Regions from separate parts of the Mus musculus genome. Here region 2 is linked to region 1. The links are chromatin loops, found by intact Hi-C in ENCODE. Cell type or tissue: heart. All regions are shown on one strand.

The links. A loop is a pair of places that touch in the nucleus more often than their neighbours do. Peaks named below come from ENCODE experiments on the same cell type or tissue, not always from the same donor. Only the 100,000 strongest peaks of a DNase experiment are listed, where the experiment ranks them.
Region 2: it touches region 1 in a loop (2.0-fold over the local background); 2 of 42 quality-filtered maps call a loop at or near these places.

What each region holds. Positions count from the first base shown.
Region 1 is chr12:3,691,822-3,699,821 of GRCm38, reverse strand. The region is part of intron 9 of Dtnb (dystrobrevin, beta); the gene reads right to left. Among named protein-coding and RNA genes, the nearest start is that of Dnmt3a, 110 kb to the left of the region's middle. In heart, a CTCF peak has its summit at 3,885 (motif pointing left); no DNase peak of the experiment used is centred here.
Region 2 is chr12:3,866,587-3,874,586 of GRCm38, reverse strand. It overlaps Dnmt3a (DNA methyltransferase 3A), which reads right to left. Exons shown (of 23, transcript NM_007872.4): 5 at 1,709-1,752; 6 at 1,159-1,305. Among named protein-coding and RNA genes, the nearest start is that of Dnmt3aos, 8.3 kb to the right of the region's middle. In heart, CTCF peaks have their summits at 2,733 and 3,614 (motif pointing right); DNase peaks (open chromatin) are centred at 1,486, 2,706, 3,496, 5,786 and 5 weaker places; H3K4me3 peaks cover 963 bases; H3K27ac peaks cover 6,705 bases.

The sequences.
Region 1 (8,000 bases):
AGACTCAAATTTTTGATAGGCAAACCAAACAATACCCAAAAAAAGAACAATTCTTTTAATATTTTTTAAAAATTTTTTTTCTTTTTTTTTTTTTTGGTTTTTCGAGACAGGATTTCTCTGTGTAGCCCTGGCTGTCCTGGAACTCAACTCTGTAGACCAGGCTGGCCTCAAACTCAGAAATCCGCCTGCCTCTGCCTCCCGAGTGCTGGGATTAAAGGCGTGCGCCACCAAGCCCGGCTTTAAATTTTTAATTAAGAAACTTTCCAGGTTGAAGAGAAAGCTGGTAAAGCAGGGCCCTACAAACTTGGCAACCTGAACTTTATCTCTAGAACTCAGGAGATGATGTACAGAGGAGCACTGCAGCATGTATTAAGCTAGCTGGCCCACAATCTTCCAGCCATGTCTCCACCTGTCTCTTGGTTAGGGTATTCTGGGACTAGAGATACTACTACTACTACTACTGTCTGGAGGTTTTTATATGGGATCTGAGAATCCAATCCCAGTTTTCAGGCTTGTCAGCAAGCGTTTTACCCACTGAGCTATCTTCTTAGTCCCTAAGTACACACAAACATACATGTTAAATGTATATTCACATATACATATACATACATAAACACATGCATGCACAGGCACACATACATTCAAGTGCTTTAGTATAATCTGCAGTTTCTCAAACCCACTGGGGACTTAGATGTACTCTTCATGGTAAGAGGAACTCCTGCAGACTGGAGGTTGTCTTACGGCTTGCCGTGGTTTGAATGAGAACGGCACCATAGACTCATATGTCTGAATGCTTGGTTCCCAGATGGTGGAACTGTTGAGAAAGGAGTAAGAGATGTGACCTTCCTGGAGAAGGTGTGCCACTTGGTCTCACAGCCCAGTTAGCCTCTGCCTCTATCTGCTGTGTTCACATATGAGGTGTGAGCTCTCAGCTAAGGCTCCAGCCTTCTTCCTTCTTTGTCTGCCTTCTGCCACAATGGTATGGTCCCTAATCCTCATGAATTGCAAACCATAGTAAGCTATTTCTTCTATAAGTTTCCTTGATTGTGGTATATCTTTGCAGCAATAGAAAAGTAACAAAGACAGGGCTGGATCTGTGAGTGCCAATTTATAAAAAAGACAGACACTTCTTTGGATGATGAAAATATCTGCAACCAGATGGTAGTGATGGTTAAAAATGCTATAAATTTAGTAAAAGTAATGTAATTTGCCACAATGAGCAAATTTTATGGTATGTTTATGATGCATATACTTCAAATTTGTTAAGATAACTTTATGTGTTTCTTAAACATTTTTATCTTATTTTATGTGTATGGGTGTTTGCCTATATGTATGTCTGTGTACTATGGTTGTGGAGGACTCAGAGACCATAAGACTGCTTTGGATCCCCTGAGAGAGACAGTCATGAGGTATCATGTATGTGCTGGGAATTAAACTCAGGTTTTCTGAAGAACAACCAGTCTCTTAACCACTCAGCCATCTCCCTAGCCCAATTTTATGTGTCTTTAACCTAATTAAAAAAGGAGGAAGAAGAGAAAGAGAGAACTGGGGAAATGACTTAGTTGGCAAAGTTCTTGCTTTGCAAGCATGAGGAACTTGGTGCTGACTCCCACCCCTCATGTAAAAGCTGAGCATGACAGACAGCACTTCTGTAACCCCAGTGCTGGGGATGGACAAAAAGACAGACAGACCAATGAGCTCAAAGAGAGGGGTGGAGGGAGAGAGAGGGAGGGAGAGAGAAAGACAGAGACAGACAGGCAGGCAGGCAGACAGACAGACAGGGGACACAGTTGTGTTGCTGAGTACTTGCCTAGGATAGATGATGTACTAGGTTTGATTCCCAGCACTACATAAACTAGGTACAGTAGTCTATGCCTACAATCCCAGTGCTGGACAAGTAAAGACTGTATGATTAGAGGCTCAGGAAATTCATGGGGCTAGGGAGATGGCTGGTTATGAAAAATACTTGCCAAAAAATTAAATAAATAAATAAATAAATAAATAAATAAAACCCCCAAAACAAAAAGACAACAAAAAAAGAAAAAGAAAGTAAAATACTTGCTATATAAGCATGAGGATTAGAGTTAAAAGCCCAGAACTCACATGAAAACCAGGGGATATATGACGGTTCACCTGTAATCCCAGTGTTTGGAAGGTGAAGACAGTGGATCCCTGGAATAAGCTAGCAAGCTAAGCAACCAGAATTGCAAAGTTCCTGGTTCAGCAAGAGACCTTGCCTCCGCAGAAACAGAGTGGGGAGCAGCTGAGGAAGACACCCAACATCAGCCTGACCTCTGCGTGTCTGCATGCCTCATATAACCCACCTCGCTAAGAATGGTTTCAGTCACTGAGCAATCCTCCTGACTTAGGCTCCACAGTGCTTATATTACAGACATGATCTACTTTCTATGGCTTGTTATTCTTTTTAATAAATCTTATCTTTATTTTATAAATAATTTAATACCATTTAATTTTTTGAATTAAATTAATCTAAAGATAAATTACAACTTACTGTTATGGGCTGACGAGATGGCTCAGTTGGCACAATAGCTGCTGAATCAATGTAAACAGCCATGAGCGGTGAGTGGTGCACGGCTGCAATGTCTGAGAGGCAGAGAGACAGGAGGATCCCTAAAGCTTTTGGTTAAATTAGCATGTTCCAGGTTCTGTGAGCAACCTTGTCTCAAAAAATAAGGTAGAAGGCTGGGGAGAGGCTTCAGTGGGGAGGATACCTGCTGCCAAGCTTGACGACCTGTTCGATAGCCAGTGCCCACACAGCAGAGACAATCAGCTCTCACAAAGTTTACTCTCATGTGAACACACAAAATACATAAAATGTAATAAAAAAGAATAAGGTAGGGCTGGAGAGATGGCTCAGCAGTTAAGAGCACTGATTGCTCTTCCTGGGTCCTGAGTTCAAATCCCAGCAACCACATGGTGGCTCACAACCATCTGTAATGAGATCTGATGCCCTCTTCTGGTGTGTCTGAAGACAGCTACAGTGTACTTATAATAAATACATAAATAAATAAATACATCTTTTTTTAAAAAAAAAAGAATAAGGTAGCGAATAATTAAAAACACATACCTGGCCGGGCGTGGTGGCGCACGGCTTTAATCCCAGCACTCGGGAGGCAGAGGCAGGCGGATTTCTGAGTTCGAGGCCAGCCTGGTCTACAGAGTGAGTTCCAGGACAGCCAGGGCTACACAGAGAAACCCTGTCTCAAAAAAACAAACAATAAAAACAAAACAAACAAACAAACAAAAAACATACTGGGTCTGAAGTCTTGCCTTCATAAACATGTACATGTGTATACAGACTACCTCCTCCAAATTATCTTTAATGATTTAAAAATAAGAAGGTCAATCCCAGATAGTGTCCCATCGGCTGGCTTCCACTTGTGGACTACAGTGTGGCAGCTCTGTTACAAACTCAATGAGTCCTAGTTGCAGTAGAAGGACATGACCCTTCGCTTCTTGTCAGAATATGAAAATAATACAGACATGAAGCAATCCCAGTTTGGTTTGCTCTCTGTCAGAAAAAACCAGCCACAAACTGAAGTGAAACTCGAAGTAACCTCTAATTAGAGAAATCAGGCTTAAGGACTCTGTGGCTAGATAATTAGACCCTTAGCATGAACAAATTGCTTGAACTACAACAGTAGGTTTATCAAAGACATCAAGAGCTGCAAATTGGATGAAAATGTTTTGACCAAAAGATAGACGAATTTTTTCAGAGACTTAGAAGAAAAGTTGCTAGAGTGCTGATAGACTAATTAATTAGTTTTGTTTTGAATACAAGCCCTGAGATTCTAGAAACCTTGTTTACTTGATAGTGTCAACCTCCCCTAAAAGGACATAAGGAATTATGGCTGCCATCTAGTGGAGGCTTTTGGAAGGTGTAGGGATATGACCATGGAGACATTAAGACTAAGGAGAAAACAAAAACAAAAAGATATGTACTGTGCCATTCATTCATTTATTCTTCAATACATGTAAGTGCTCCAGTGCCCCAGGTACTACTTACACACCTAGGGCTCAGCAGAGAGGGAGCCGAAGCCTTCTGGAGCACACCAAAGCCTTTTGGAGCACACATTTTTGCGATATAAGAACAGATTTGAAAGTTCTAACTTACTGATGGAATCCTAATTGCTTACAAGCTGTTTCATATACATTGTTATTAAAGAATATCCTGAGGTAACTGAGTGACTGATTATCACAAACTTCAAGAAAGAGAACTGAGGCCTTCGCTTTCCTTCAGTCACTTTCCACCGCTGCCTTCTATGGTCCAACCAATCCCTCTGGATTCTGAAACGTGCCATTGGTTTACACTACACTTTAACTGTTGACTATCTCTGCCCCAAAGGCTTCTTAGCACAACAGGAAGCAGGAGATGGAAGGAAGACTGAAAGGAAGGTGGGATGTGGACACAAACCCCAACACCCTTGCCTTTGTTCCTGTCACTCGGCCTCACTGAGGCTGTACTTGGCTTTTCAACAGACTGGTGATAGACATGCCATCAGGGTTGCTGTGAAGGTTAAGTAAGCAAAAAGCTAGACCACTGGGAGTCCCCAGTATCAACATCTGACCTTTAAGTCTGAGAACCTGAACAAATCCTGATACTATGCAAACAATGAGACGGTCAAATATACTTTATTTCATCATTAGCTTAAATTTCTACCCCAAATTGCTACCACAGTTTTTAATTTTTCCTTGTTTATTTTTTGAGGCTGAGTCTTACGTCGCCTTGGCTGGCTAAGGCTATATGAAACCTCTGATCCTCCTGCTTTTACTTCCTAAGTGATGGGATTATAGAAGTATGCCACTACACCTATTATTTCTTGTTATGCAATAGTGGAAAAATGTAAGATTTTGTGTGCTTGTTGTGTATGTAGTGTGTGTACTTCTGTGTGTGTGGGGTGCATGGGGTGGGTCAGAGGTTAACAGCAGCTGTCTTTCAGTGACCATTTTCTACTGTTTAATGTTTGAGAGAAGGTCTCACTGGACCTGAAGCTCAAGTGTTTGGTCAGACTGGGTGGTCAGTAAGCTTCAGGGATCTGCCTGTCGCCCCAGCATGGGGACTGTAGGCACAGGTCACTGTATCTGGCTTCTTACAGGTTCTGAGGATCCACACTCAAGTCCTCATGTTTGCACTTTATCAGCTAAGCCATCTCTTTAACACTCCCCACCCCACACAGCTTCGGTTTGGTTTTGTTTTGAGACAAGATGTCTTTTGGCTGTCCTGGAACTTGCTCTGTAGAGTCAGGCTGGCCTCAAACTCAGAGGTCCACCTGCCTCTGCCTCCTGTGCTGGGATTAAAGGTGTGCACTATCACCAACTACTACTGCTATTACTCCCACTTCTTCCTCTTCCTCCTCTTCCTCTCCCTCCTCCTCCTCAGTCCCTTTAAAGACAGGGTCTCACTAGGTAACCCTGGCTGACTTGGGACTCAGTGTGTACATCAGGCTGAGCTTGAACTCTCAGGATCTTTCTGCTTCTACCTCTCTACTGAGCCTTACACACCTTTTAAACAACAAACTCTCACTCTATAACCAAACTGTCCTAGAACTCAGAGCAATTTTCCTGTCTCAACCTTCTAAGTGCTAGGATTACAGACATGAGCTACCATACCAACCTTGGACAATTTTTTGTTTTGTTAATTTTTATTTTATTTTGTTGGGGATGGGGGACACAGCATGGCACACGAAGTGAAGATTAGAAGAAACTTGGAAGGAGAATTCCACCATGTGTTCTGAATACCAAACTTAAGTTGTCAAGGTTGGTAGCAAATGCCCCCACCCAATGACCCATCTGTTCAGCCTCTTTGTTTGTTTTTAATTAATTTATCATGTGTGCACTTGTGCTTACATATGTACACATGTGTACACACACACACACATACACAGAGAGATCAAAAGACACCATTACATCAGTTCTCTCCTTCACACTGTTGGCTTTGAGAACCAAACGAAGGTCATCAGGCTTGGTGGCAAGCACATTTCCCACCTGAGACAGCACTGACCTTGGAGTTTTAATTTTATTCTTGCCCTGTAATGTTGGTAAGTTTAGTTTTTTGTTTGGTTTGTTTTGGTTTGTTGTAAAAGAGTCTTGCTCTATGGCTCAGGCTGGTCTGGAATGCACAAAAATCGTTCTGTCGGACTCAAAGTGCTAGGGTTGAAGGTATGAATCACCATATCTACTTAACTGTATTTATTTGAGCACATATGTGTATGTTTTCATGTGTTCATATGTGTATGGGTACACACATGTGTGTGTTTATAGAACCCCAAAGTTGATGTCAGGTGTCTTCCTTGCTCACTCTTTACCTGTTGAGAAATGGTCTCTTGCTGAACTCAGGACTCACCAATTCCAGCGACTCTAGCTTGCCACCTTGCCCTGGGCACCCTTCTATGGCTCCTGGAAGCTGAGATTATAGGCAGCTGCTATGCCTGCCTGGCTTTTATATGGGATCCAGGGATCTGAATTCTGGTCACTGCGCCTTCTTACCAGCCTTAAACTTAAGGTGTCTACTGTGTCCATGGCCACAACAGTGCACAGCACTACAGCTTCTCAAATGCTGCACAGCTGGTGCCTCTCCAGCTGGCCTCTCCTCTTTTATTCTAGTCCTGCTCCTTATCTCAGCAGACAGACAGTGGGGCTTTTGTTTTTTATCTTTAAATTTTTTTAACGGAAAACTTGATAAGGCTACAGATCTTCAATTCAGGATAATGCTCATCAATGAGCAGCAACAGCCCAGGAGTCTTTGGCAGCCCCTCTGGAGCATCAGGGCTCTGGTTCCAATGCCTTTTCCTGCCAGGACACCCCGCCCTCCACAGTAATCCCTAGTCATCTTTGGCTTCATTGTAAATGTCATTTTTCATGAGTGCATTTCCTAGCTTGGCACCAAGATAAAGACAGACGATAAGGTAAAGACATTGCCAGGCGTGGTGGTGCACGCCTTTAATCCCAGCACTTGGGAGGCAGAGGTAGGCAGATTTCTGAGTTTGAGGCTAGCCTGGTCTACAAAGTGAGTTCCTGGACAGTCAGGGTTACAGAGAAACCCTGTCTCAAAAAACAAAAAACAAAAACAAAACAAAAAAAAAAAGAAAAGGAAAGAAAGAAAAAAAGGTAAAGACATCTTGTTACAGAATTAGTTTGCATATTAGGCCAAATATGAGACATTATTTTCCAAAGATTCAAAGTAAATAGGATAGTTATTCTGAATACAATGGAACAATTGTGAAACTGATCAGAAACCATGAAACTGGTTCATCAAGAAATTCTCAGGAGATTTAAAGAAATCCCTAAGCCCCTTGGTATTTAGTTCAAAGAATGCCAAAGGCACACAGCTGAAGAATACGTAACACAAGGATGCTATTCTTTCAAATACAATTTCAGACATCTTTAAAAGATATTTATCTAGTTGGTGAGATGGCCTGCCCTGGGATGCAAATGGTGAAAGGAGAGAAGTGACTCCCAAAAGTTATCCTCTGACCTTCACATGGCATAGCATAGCATGCGCTTGCACAGACACACACACACACACACACACACCCCTTCCATACGATAAGGAAGGAAGTAAATAAACAAGACACTGATCTGACACCAGGTAGATGGTACAAAATGAAAGTTAATTATGAACTGACATGTCACATCAGGCAAAGGGCTCTTCACTTGTGCTTCCTGAAGGGCAGCTCTAATGTCTCCCTGTTGCCGAGCTTCCGGATATGCTTTATGTGCTCATACAGATCACATTTTAAAAAAAATTTGTCTTTTTGTTTCTTTTTTTCAGAGCTAAGGCCCCAACCCAAGGCCTTGCACTTGCTAGGAAAGCCCTCTACCACTGAGCTAAATCCCCAACACCCAGAATCACATATTTTTGAAATTTGGATAAATGGTCAGGGTATACTAGTCCCTCTGTAAAAGTTCTACTGTAACCAGAGATTCTAGGCAAAAGCCTAGGTTCTGGCAGCCACACCTGACTAGGCATGACCGCCTGC
Region 2 (8,000 bases), 170 kb before region 1:
CCCTGACCGAGCTGCCCTTTCTCCAGACTTTCAGAAGCATGCTTTCTGCCTTCCTGGATCCCAAAGGAACTGGAAACAATAAAGCAGCCAGAACCATGACCCTTCCCTCCCCTTGCTTGGAACTTTCTCCAGGACCAGCAAGCACATACTGTCATATAGTCTGAGGTCAAAACCCTGCTTCCTTCCCTCCCTGTGGGCGTGGTACCCACCACCCTCCCTTCCCAAAGCTGACCTTAGGGGACTAATGGACGCCTAGATCTTTATGTGGCTTCCCCTTTCCCTTTCCCAGCTCTGGGCTGCTTTCAGCTCTCTCAGGCTTGACTACCTTGGGGCATGGCCCCAGCCTGCATGCATGGCTACTGTATGAGAAAGCCACTCGCCCACACGCACCTCTCCTGGGAACCTCAGCCCCACGGCTGCTGCTCTTCCTTTCTCGTTGCCCCAAATCGTTGGCATCTCTGGGCATGAAATTCTGAGCCTCTGCCTCTCCGCCCTCTACTGAGTAGGCCCCACAGACCCTGCCTTCTCACACCGTGGTCTCTGCAGTCCCAAGCCCAGCCTCCAGCTCCCTGGCATCCCACAGTGAACGCGCCATCCCACCAGCCAGTCCTCCCATCAGAGGCAACAGCCCAGGCCAGACCTACAGTACTGGCTGTAGCAGTTCTCTGACCTTTCTATCAACATGCCCTTGATCCCATCGCCAAAATCCAGTGGAAGTGCCTGTCGCCATGGCTGTCACCTGCACCTGAGTCATTTCTTTCACTGTCCACACTTCTCTAGACACTTACACAATGCAAATGTTACCTCTTCCAAGAGACCCGCCTTGCCCATGCACTGCAGGTCCCACTGAGCCGCCGATTCCCCTTGGTTCTGTCCTCAGCCATCAGAAAGAACATCAACTCCATCCACAGCTGCCAGAGCGCGTAAGCACAGAGCCTGCCTGTGTGCACATACTACCTCATGCACAGCTAGCACCCATAACAAGATAAAGGACAACTGAACTTCATACTGCCTAGTAGCAGTTCCTGGAAGCACTAGGAGTTAACCGTAGGGGGAAACAGTCTCAGCTACAGCCCAACAAAAGTCCCAGAGGGCGGCTGGAACTGGCTTTTGGTTTGCCAGTTCCACACTTGGCATCAAGGATAAAAGGCGTCTCACCTCCCTTTTCCAACGTGCCAGCCACTCATCCCGTTTCCGTTTGCTGATGTAGTAGGGGTCCCCTGCCTGGAAGGTGAGTCTTGGCATGGGTCGCTGACGGAGGCTGGACTCCCAGCCCAAGCCACCTCGCAGTCGGCCCCGGGAGCCCTAGGACAGAGAGACAGGCAGGTATTAAGGTGGGCACAGGTACTCTGCAGGGTTCATTCCTCCTGGAGGGGAAACTGAGAGGGGTCACTCATCCCAGAGTATAGAAATTCTGGTTCCTGGCCAGAGGGGCTGACCCTCTGAGGAGGGATTAGGAGTTGGCAGGGACTCATGAACAAGGCAGAGAGGGGAAGTGCTTGACCTCTGGAGGGGGATGAGCTGGCTGCCTCACTAGGGGACTTCCAACCTCCACCCCCACTTCCTCTCCCTCTCACAAGGAACAACCAAAGATGGGGCAGGACCCACCCTCGGGCCCCTCACACACACTCGCCACAGTCCATCAGAGAGGTGGTTTTCTTCTAGAATCAGGACCCACAGGGCCCCTGTGGGTGAGGAAAACACTTGCCTCCATTTTCATGGATTCGATGTTGGTCTGCTTCTGTTCTTTGCCTGTGGAAAGGGAAGAACAAGAGGACTGTTGACGGAGTCACGGGGGTGGCTCAGAGGAGCCTGGGGGCCTCCATGGGATCAGGGTCCTCCTAGTGTTTGCTTGTTCATGTGCCGTCCACACAGACCATACCCGTGTGCCAGGCAAGGCCTGGAGCAAAGAGACCCTGGTCCAGGTTCCGGGCCCAAGAACACAGGAAGAAGACAGAACTCAGGGGCATGGCTTCTGGCCTTTGGACCCTGGTCTCAAGTACACAAAAGGGGCTCTGAAGTAGCCATCACCTGCTGCTTGACCCCAGCCCTCACTCAGAGCGAGGGGCAGGAGGGAGGAGGGGCAGAGCAGGGGCAGGAGGGTGGAGGGGCAGAGCAGGGGTTGGGCTGAAGGAACCAGGCTGTTACTCCTTTCTCATGGGGTAGGAAAAGGTGTTGGGGCACAGACAATGGGCCAGTGGGAATAGACCCCAGGAAACAGCTCCAATTACAAACAGTTCTAAATGGTATGGCCCTGCTACCAACATGGAAACTGCCCTCCATTCCTGGCTCTTTCTCAGGTTAAGATAAGGATTTTTGGGGGTGGGGGATGGGGACAGGGTTGTTCCATGTAGCCCTGGCTGTCTAGGAATTTGCTCTGTAGCCTAGGCTGGTCTCAAACTCACTGAGATCTGCCTCTCTCAGGTGCTGGGATTAAAGGTATGTGCCACCCAGCTAAGTCTGGATCCCCTCTTCACCATGACCCCCCCCCCCCAACCTCTGCTGTGTCCTCACTGATCCAAAGTGACATGTTCTAAGGACTGGTGTGAGCAATGAGTGCATGAACAGGGCTTGGCGCACAGTAGGTACGTTGTCAGCATGCTTCCCTTCCCTAAGGAACTCCCTGATGCACACGTTTCTCTGTTTCTTTGGCTTTTCTCAAAGTTCCGGGACTGGGCACTGATCCCAGTTCCTGGGAGGGACATCTGGGCTGGGAGCAGCGGTCTCCACAGCGCCATCTTTAGGAAGGACTCTTTGTGCCCGCATAGGCCGGACACGAGGGCAGTGACATCTTCCTGCCATTTCTGCACGCTTCTCTGGCTCCTCTCCCGGCAGCTCCGCGGCAGGCAGCTGGCTGTATGGCTTTTCCTATTAAGTAGGGAAAATTCGGCCGCCTTTCTTCACCTAGGTGCCTCAATTCTTTTCTTTGAGACTGAGAAAATACAGGGCTTGGGCCCAGAGCAGGAAGGTCGCTAAGGTTGGCTCATGTAGCTTGGTGTGCATGGGGTGGGGGGTTGGAGGTGGGTGGGTACGAAAACAAAGAGCCCCAAACAGAAAAAAAACAGCCCCTGGTACATCTCCTAGCTCAGAAGTGGAAACCACCCACAGCATTTATGGCTCTGAATCTTTAGCTTGGATCTTTCCCCTACTGTCAACAGACAGACCTGAGGTTTCTCTCTGCACCTGCCCAGAACGCTCTGTATCGCCACGTGTGCCGGGCTCCATCTAGAGGGGCTGAAGGGAGGAAGGGAGGGAGGGAGGGAGAAAGAAGGGGAGGGCAGAGCCCCTGCTGGTTACCCCGTGGGCTGTGAACCCCGTGGTAGGCAGGCGTGTCGCTGGGCCTCGTGGAGGTGGTGTGTGGGAGGAGCGTGGTGGCTGTAACCCTTGTGTGGGTGGGGGGTGTACGCCCTCCCAGTACAGGGTACGTGGTTGGCCTTTTAAGGCATATCTCATCCACCACGTCTCTTCCTCCCCGTTTCCTCCATGTCCTCTCACCCACAAGTCTGCTCCCCACTTTCCACGGGGTTCCCCCTCAGGCCTGCTCTGGGCCTCCCACCTCTAGGGCAAGCCCCTCCCTCGGACCTCGGTGCTCAGCCCATGACCTAGGCTGCCAGAAGGGGGTGCCTGCCCTGGATCGCGGCTCCTGCTGAGGCTGCAACAGCTGCTGCAGCAACCATGCAGCAGCCAGAGGAGGGTAGTGAGTGAGGAATCCAAGCTGGCCCAGGCTATTAGACTATGTACGGGACCTAGGAGTTTCCTGAATATCACTCCTTCCTACCCCAGTGTTTTTTAACTACGTTTACCAGGACTGATTTATTCATTATTTTTTATTTTTATTTTTTGTTTTTTTCGAGACAGGGTTTCTCTGTGTAGCCCTGGCTGTCCTGGAACTCAGTTTGTAGACCAGGCTGGCCTTGACTTCAGCAGTCCACCTGCCTCTGCCTCCTGAGTGCTGGGATTAAAGGTGTGGGCCACCACTGTTTGGCCTGATTTATTCATTAGACTACAAGAAAATTTTACCTGAAAAGAAGACATGGTTGAGTTTGCTAAATATTTCACAACAGGCAACAGAGGCCGTGAGTGGATTTCAGGGCTTCTGACTGACCTGCACTGCCACCATTATCCCTTGTGTCCTTTGCCAGTCATCCAGGCCCGGAGTCTTCCAAATGGAGACTTCTTGAAAAAGTTTCCAACTGGCTTCTTTCTGGAATTTTTTCCCTGAAAGACTGCGCATACCTACATGAGCTTTCTCACTGTCAGTCACATGCACGCACGCGCTCACGCAAACACTCTTCCCCTCTCCAGTCTGGCCAGCAGACCACAAACTGTCTGTCTCTGAACACCAGAGCTCTTACTCCCATATGCTCCTGGCTCAGACTCAGGGTCCCTGGGCTAGGTGCCTGTGCCTTCCAGAGTGGCTCTGGAGGACAGGAACATGACTCCAAGTTACCTCAGGTCCTGGGGACAGAGGAGGTCAGGGGCTTCAAGCACTTAACCTGTTGGCCAGAGACTATCCAGTAAAGACTACTCCAAGTTCTCTTTACAGTGAGACAATATCCAGGTGACAGGGCAGGCGCTAGATTTACTCTAAGCATGGTTACTGGCTCGTGTTTGTCCTCACGCTCACTCTGAGCAGAGCAGCCTTGGCTGACTCTCAGCCCACTCCTCCGTTACTAGGTTTTATGTATCCTAATCTGGCCTCCAAAGCTATAAGACAAGAGTGACCTGAACTTCTGACCCTCGTGCCTCCACCTATCAAGTTCTGAGACTACAAGTGTGAGGTGCCACACCTGCCTTCCCTACTTTTTTCCCCATAAGAAAAGCAGAGAAAATCAGGTCGTCTTCACATGGCCCAAGGCTGAAGTGAGAGAAGAGGGCTCTCAGAAAGCATGAGGATCTTTGAGGGAGAGCTACAGATTCTGCGTCTTGGCTTCCCAGGTACTATGGACCACAGCTGGCCAGAGGACCCTGAGCAGTGGGGTAGAGCACACTGTACAGTAGAGGCAGGCACCTGGGTTTCCAGGATGCCTGCAGCTCACAGTGGCACATATTTCAGAGAGCTCAGTGCCTTTCCTAGCCAGATACTGTGTTCCTTCAATGCACCTCGAGGGTGCTGGGATCACAACAAGGCAGGTACCAGGACAGTGCCTCCCACCTGGCAGGATGGAGCCAAAGCTCTAAGGCTGCTCTTTGACCTTGAGGGTTTATTTATCTCCAGGGCTTCCTTGTCTGCATCCAAGTTCTTAGGTACTCAGTCAGCCATCAAGTGTTCGTTAGACATGTTTGGTGTGTGCCAGGTTTTGTGCTGGTCTGTGGAAACCATCCTGAACAGAAACCTGGCTCTTGTCCTCAAGGACCTCACAGTTGGCTAGAGACTGTGTGCTTTCAAATGTGTCATGAGGACTAGACAAGTAGCCCTGGGTTAGACGCCCAGTACTGCGGTAACTGCTATGGTGCTCAAATCTCAGGATTTGGGAGCAGGATGGAAATTTAGGAGTTCAAGGTCACACTCCGCTTATCAAGTTTTAGGCCAGCCTCCTCTCTCCAAAACAACACAAAATAGTGACAGCAGAGCCAAATGTGCTGTTGTGCTTGAAGGACAGTGTTCCTGGGGCAAGGGGACAGATACAGAGCCACAGCAGCCAGGACTTGAGAACTGAAGCTGGCCCTGTCTGTCTGGTCATTATCAAGGGATGTGCTGAGGCCTGTCACAGGAGCAGTGGCGGGGGAAGAAGTGAGAACAGAGCATCAGGGACCTGACAGAAGCCACTAGACTGCAGTGGAGAGAGCCAGGAGGAAGGATGTGGCAGGCACTGGGTGGCAGGTGGCCAAACTAGGCTTTCCTGGCCGCCGTCTCACAGCTGACCTGGCAGGCTGTGATTGGAAGTGATGACTTTCCACCTAGATTCCCAGGGGTTCGCAAGGTCTGGGAGGGGGGGTGAGAGGTTGGAAGCTGCTTCGGATGTGGGGAGGAAGTGGTCCTGCTCTGACAATTCTTAGGCCAGCGAAACAGATCTGAAGAGATGAAGGGAGGCCACCAAACAGCAGAGGTCTAAGAGGTAAAGAAATGTTCAAGAAGAGGTGACGACCTGGGTTGGGGACTCAGACAAAGTCTGAGCAGGATAGGTACACTCCGAGTCTCAACTTCCATTTGACCTTGGGGAGTCAGGTCAGACTCACTCCTGGGTGACCCTAGACATCCAAGAGAGGTGGGCAGTGGCCTCCTGGAGGCTCTGTCCTGTGTGTTGGCGTATGGGGTCTGGCCACAGTTCCAGCAGTCAGCTGACAATGACTGCATCTCAGCTGAGGACTTCAGTGAGGAGATAGTTCCCCTCATTCCAAGGCTCTTTTCTGCTTCCTCTTCTCTCTCTGTTCACGAGCTCTCAACACTCCTATGAGGCCTGGACAGTTCAAGATCCATACGATACAGAGCATCAGATCAGAGGGGAGAGGCTCAAGAGTAAAGGTTAACCAGTCCTGGGTTCTAAAGGCAGCTCAGTTGGTACAGTGCTTTGCCCAGCATACATGAAGTCCTGGGTTTGATACCCTGGGTCCAAGCCTGAGAACCATATAAAAACAGGGACGGCCAGACAAGATGGCTCAGGAAATAAAGGTACCTGCTGCCAGACCTGACAATCTGAGTTTGAACAGGGCTTTACACGATGGAAGGAGAGAACAGAATACAAGTTGCCCTCTGGCCGCTTCATGTATGCTGTGGCATACTCAAGTGCCACACACACACACACACACACACACACACACACACACACGCACACACACGCACATAAATAATAAAATATACATCGTGGCGCCTACTTGTGCAATCCCAGAACTCCGGAGGTAGAGGAAGAAGTATCAGAAGTTCGAGGTCTAGGCTAGGCATTGATAGTGCATGCCTTTAGTCCCAGCACTCAGGAAGCAGAGACAGGCAAATATCTGAGCTTGAAACCTGGTCTACACAGTGAGTTCCAGGCCAGCCAGGGCTACACAGTGAGACCCTTAAAAAAAAAAAAAAAATTCCAAGAACAAAAAGTTAAAGTATTGAAAGTCAGAGGCCAGGTTTGGAGGCCAGAAACAAGTCACTTTTTTTTTTTTTTTTTTTGGTTTTTCGAGACAGGGTTTCTCTGTAGCCCTGACTGTCCTGGAATTCACTCTGTAGACCAGGCTGGCCTCGAACTCAGAAATCCGCCTGCCTCTGCCTCCCGCGTGCTGGGATTAAAGGCGTGCACCATCACGCCCGGCTACAAGTCACTTTCTAAGCTATACTTTTTTCCTGGTTAAGAGGGGGCTAATCAAACCTCTTGAACAAGATCGTTTGGAACAGAAAGTAGAACAACAAATGCAAAGTGCCTCAGAGAGAGCTTAAATATTTGCTGAATAATGAATGAAAGAGATTTCAAAATAAGTTTGGAAACCTCTTTTCTGGAAATGTTCCCTCCTCTGCATAAATATTAGGTTTGGATTCGTACAAAATAAGTTATGCCAATTAATCAATTTACTCATCCCATCATACACACTTGGAAGGAAGACTTCTTGAAATTAAAATGCACATATGCAAAGCAACCTGGCAGGCCCCGGAGGATCAAATGTGATAATGGAGGAGGAGGCGAGGTGTAAACTGTGAAGCCCGGTACAAACACGAAAAGCTAGCTGTCCTCATTACTCACATGTTTACAGCTTGCTTGGCCCTGAAAGCTCTGGCTTAACCTGAAAGAGAAATGTGGGCAACTTTCCAAAATTCCAGGGCTGGGCTATAAAGTCCGCAGATGGAGAGGTCTGAGCAGGGCCGTGTGCAGAGGGCCTCCTCCTCCTGCCTCCCCTTAGTGTCCACTGTCACAACCAAGTTTTCTATGGAGTCAACCAAACTGCAGTGTGTCAGGCAAGACCTCTGCACTGGGATAGGTAAACACTGCACCTGCGGGCCTCATGAGCCAAGGCAGGTCAAGTCTAAAAGTCAAGTGGACCAGCTGGCAGTGGAGGGAAACTGAGGCACACAACCA